2 separate regions of the Homo sapiens genome follow, and region 1 is linked to region 2. The links are chromatin loops, found by intact Hi-C in ENCODE. Cell type or tissue: PC-3. All regions are shown on one strand.

Region 1 (2,500 bases), 110 kb before region 2:
AAGTTTGCTCAAGGATTTCTGAATTTTTGTTTGGAATTTTGGAATAATGAGCTCCTTCATCCACTATCCTCCTCTTCTCTGCCTTGAAGCCCAATCCTGCACCCTTTAAGAAAGAAGGCTTCTGGTGTGCATATTTTAGATAGAAAGAGAGAAGAAATATAAAGGAAAAGACAAGCATGAAGGTTAACTGTGGATGAAAGGTTTGTGTATTTTTGAGCTATTCCTGCTTTATCTTTACAAACAAAAAGGTTGTATGCCCCAAACACTCAAACAAAACACCACCAGTTCATTCCTTCCCCCAGAAAGAAGCCTTCCTGGCCAGCAGCACCCCATTTTTCTACTCAGTGATCTCTTCTAAGGAGTGGTGCCTGATGTATCTTCCTACTCTCCAATGTGTTTTTATTTTTAATCAAGTATTCAAAATAGTATTTTGCATGCTAAGATTTATCAGGACTTTCGTTAAGATGTTAGCAGCTGCTAACATAAACAATAATAGCATTTAGTGTAAAACTGGACTTGTTGAGAAAAGAGAAATACATTTCTGGGAACTGCTATTTTGAACTTTATCATTTTCACTGAAGAGTATATTTTGGTGTGAAGTTTTGGACTCGAGAGTGGTTTAAATTACTGAGAAGTGTAGGAAACCACTGCAGGGCTGCTTTACCCAGAGAGAATTATAACAGGGCTTGCATGTATTTTGAAAATAAAACCTTTTTCTATGGCATCCAGCTTAACTGTGAATTTATATTTACGAAATAATGTAGATAAATGCCTTGATAATTTGATTGAATACCATTTTTTAACTTTTAAAATTTAATTGATTGAAATAGTTTTATTTGCTAACATAGCAAAATGTTCTCCTTTTTTCCAGATCACTGACAATTTCTGCATTTTCTATGTTTTCTTGGTTTTGAATAATTCTAAAGGTTTTCATTGAAAGTAATGAATCAGGAATTGGAGGGCTAAATAAGATTCTCTTAGAAGATGTGGCAGTAATCCTAAAAGAATAAGGAGTCTCTTCAAGAATTGTCAAAGTTGTATTTTCTTAAGGCAGAATCCATACTTGTCAGGCTGTTGACAGACACTTGCTTTGTCTTGGCTTTTGTTTGATTTTTTACATAACTGCACTGGATTATTAAACTGAACATAAAATTGCACCTCAAAGCAATAGCACAGGATTTTCAGCCTTGATCAATTTCTACTATCCCCGGATGTGTGTGTGCACGCGTGTGTGTGTGCACCCATGTGTATGAGTGTGCTTCTTTTAAAGGAATAGGAGCTTTTATACAATGTGGTGCAAAACTTATAGTTTTAAATACTTAATTATTTTATCTGGAAACAGCAGCATGTGAGTGATTCTTTTTTAAGTTGCAGCTGCTGCATAGGTGTAGAGCTATTTGAGGAGTTTGATGCTTTACTTGAGCATATACTCCCTCTTCAGAGAAGTTAAGGTAGTGCAGAAGTTTCTGCATTTTGTAAAATTTCAGGGTTGAAAATAAAGATGCTTTATGATTTGGTGAGATGGATAGATTTCACTTCTGAAAGAATGTGCAAGTTGTATTTTGAAAGGAACATTTTAAGAATTCTACTTAAGTGGTTTAGTGACACCCACTCTTGTCTCTTGTCTGACTTTGTCATCTGAGGAATTAATCATAAATAAGCCACTAGGGATGAAACTTGATATATAAGTGCTTACTTCCAGAGTAATAAGAAGAGGAACTGTGTGTGTGTTAAATTTCACTAAATTTATTTTGATTATTCCGTAGAGCAGGAAATAGGAACATTTCGTAGTGAAGCTCTCTTCATAGCAAACTGTAAAGAAAATTTCTCAGTGTGTTGCCATATGTTGGCAGTGATTAAAGGGCATTTCCTTTGTGAAACATGGAGCCATATTAGAAAGACTTATATTTTCTCATAAAAATGACCTTTGCAAGTACATTTAATCATGAAAACTGGTGTCATTCGTCACATACACATACAAAAAGTGTCACTGTTACCATTAGGGATTTTAGGAAAATGCTACTTTGGAACAATTATTTTGATGGCATCTGAGAAAGAATACCTAAGTGTCTACAGGAGCCTCCTCCCTCCATGGCCCATATCATTCTAAATATGCCTCCTGAATTACGCTTATAATAATATTGTAATGTCTTTCATTCTACCGATTGGCACAGTATATCATTATATCATTAGCTGCTATGAGAAAGCAGTTTCAAGTAGGTGGCAGATTCTTAGCATTAATGTTTTCAAGTAACCCTGTTTGGAGAATTGGGTTGTTTCACAGGTGCTCAGGTACATTAACACAGTACAATAATATTTTCTGGCTTGCTTTTTATGAAACGAACTTGAAGTACAAAATAATTTAATAACAAGTGGAGTATAAAAACTGGAGCTCTAGCTTAAGAAAGTTTAATAACTCAAGACGTTAAAGGATAAGAAAAAAATTGTCTAAGGAGGCAGCAGTGTTTAGCTCATTTTGCGTTACTACTAAAGCTGAAAT
Region 2 (2,500 bases):
CAAAATTTAAAAAAAAGTTGGAGTGCATACACACACACACACACACACACACATGCACACATGAATATAAAAATGGCATACTTCAGGATCAATTACTTAAATATATTTTCAGTAAAAAGCAAAATATTATAGGTGATACTTAATACATGGCTGCCTTTAAATAGCATGTGCTTATTAGGTCCTGTGAATTTGTTGTTGGTTCAGATACTTATTGTTGATGCATTCTTTGGAAATACCCTTTTAAAATATATTGGTAACACAAGAGTGATGATTCTCCTTTCTGGTTTCATATTTTTGACTGGAAAAAAAAATAAACCTGATTCATAGCAGTATAAATGTATGGTTAATTTTTTGTGTTTTAGACCCACCGTCCTGTGTAAATGCTCACTTAACCATAGGCTAAGAAAATACTTGGAAATAGAAAAGAAAATGTGAACTACTGATTGTCCTCTTAGTTGACAAATGCTTCATGTTTTCGCTTGAAGGCATGTGCTATGAAGTAGGCAGTTGCTGTCTCAGTGCCACAAGTTCAATGTCTCTGGACCCCAGAGTCGATAGTAGTAGTTAATAAAAAGCTCAGCAGTATTTTTTTAATGAAGTAATCATGCTGTACTCTATAATTTTATTCTTGGAAGCATAAAGAGTATTTACAATATGGTGTCTTTCTAGGGTCAGAATAGTGAGGAAAAAAATGGAAAAATGTCCAAACATCCTTCCTTGCATGGCAATGATGGCATTACTGGTGTGTTTAATAAAACCTTTATTGGTACATTTTCCGGTGTGGTGGCATTGGCAGAAACCATCCCCCTTTGGATTTGGAACTCAGCAGCTGATGAAATACAGTAAACATTAATTTGGAATGGGCTGCCAGTTTTGGAAAGCCAGGTGACATTTTATTATATTTGTACCAAGCAGAGGCTGTGTCCCATACTGCTGTAGCTTCCGCTGTCAGAGGCTTAGCTGGCATTATGGAAAAAAAAAAATGGCAGGCCTGAGAATCTTATCCCCTGAAATGAAAGTCGAATGCCAAATTGAAATTCCTGTAGGATTTCCGATAGCAATGGGGGAATTGAGAAGCTCACAATTAAGCATATGGGCATTAAGATAATTGTCAGATCTGTTGGCGGACATGATAGAAGACAGATGGGTACGAATCAGTGCGCTCCACTGCAGCACCCTGGGAGGCAATTTGACGTTTTACCTGCCTGAGCTACTCTGCCATATTTGTCACTGAATGTACAGCACGGCATCTTACTGAGTGTTAAGTGTTTTCGCCGGGAACTATAGGTGCATGTGCGGTCCTTCAGCGCCCTCTAGTGAAACGCGTTTGGGAGTATGGTTTTTGAAAAGCCAGCCTTCATCAGGTCCTCTTGGCCTCTGGAAATAGCTGTCGCACCTCCGGTTCCTGCTCACCTCTCTGGTTCCTCTCGCCCTTTCAGGTGGGGACCCATCGTGAAGATGGCGTGGCCCTGAGAGGCAGCCATTCTCTTCTGCCAAACCAGGTTCCGGTTCCACAGCTTCCTGTCCAGTCTGCGACTTCCCCTGACCTGAACCCACCCCAGGACCCTTACAGAGGTAGGTTGGCCTCACCAGGGCACTTCTGACCTCACTTTCACAATAGGACCAGTGTTGATACCCAGCCTCTTGGTGTTCATCCCTCAAGAAGCACTGGCAGAAACCCAGGAATCAAATTGGGCACAAAAATGGTAAGGAAATGGCAAAGTATTTAGAACTTCGCCCGCTAATTGTGTTTCTCCAGGGACTGTTTTCCTCAAACATCCTCTGAAATCCTGGTCCTATATCAGCAGGGAATGAGGCCACAGACTGATGAGAGGAAATTTTATTTTAGCTATTTCCACATTTTTCTCATTCAGGTCCTCTAATGTGGTTAGTTGTGGCCTGAAAATGATATTTCCAAATGAATAGGAAGGAAGGAAATTGTTTTTGTTGTTTAAGATGGAAGGAAATATAGGTGCATTTAAAAAATGGAGCTTGGTTGCATGATTTTCGCTCTTGAGTCATCTAGCCCTCTAATGATTGCCTCATACCGGTGATTACGAGCGGCTTTTCATGACCCCAGGAAGTTGGGCTATTGCTGGCCAGCTGACTAGGAGTCGCTTAGATAACATCTTCTCAGTCCCTTCACATTTAATATAAAAATGATAACATTGCCACAGGAATACATGTGGGCATTTTTTCAGCTGTTCAACATTGTACAGATCTGAGTGTCAATTATATGTATGGGTATGTCTGCCCATTTTTTATGAATAATAATCATTTTATGGACTTTTTTTTTTTTTTTTTTTGACAGAGCCTCACTCTGTCGCCCAGGCTGGAGTACAGTGGTGCGATCTCAGCTCACTGCAACCTCCACCTCCCAGGTTCAAGCGATTCTCCTGCCTCAGCCTCCCAGGGGGTAGCTAGGATTACAGACATGCATCACCATGCCTGGCTATTTTTCGTATTTTTAGTAGAGACAGGGTTTCACCACATTAGCCAG

The links. A loop is a pair of places that touch in the nucleus more often than their neighbours do. Peaks named below come from ENCODE experiments on the same cell type or tissue, not always from the same donor. Only the 100,000 strongest peaks of a DNase experiment are listed, where the experiment ranks them.
Region 1: a loop joins it to region 2, with 6 times the contacts of the local background. A loop is called at or near these places in 13 of 110 quality-filtered maps.

The regions. Positions count from the first base shown.
Region 1 is chr18:55,342,591-55,345,090 of GRCh38, reverse strand. All of the region lies in intron 8 of TCF4 (transcription factor 4), which reads left to right. Among named protein-coding and RNA genes, the nearest start is that of TCF4-AS1, 110 kb to the left of the region's middle. In PC-3, a CTCF peak has its summit at 1,453; no DNase peak of the experiment used is centred here.
Region 2 is chr18:55,233,623-55,236,122 of GRCh38, reverse strand. TCF4 (transcription factor 4) reads left to right here. Exons shown (of 20, transcript NM_001083962.2): 16 at 1,440-1,575. Among named protein-coding and RNA genes, the nearest start is that of LINC01929, 110 kb to the right of the region's middle. RefSeq lists an enhancer at 1,171-1,465. In PC-3, a CTCF peak has its summit at 1,310 (motif pointing left); a DNase peak (open chromatin) is centred at 1,292; H3K4me3 peaks cover 857 bases.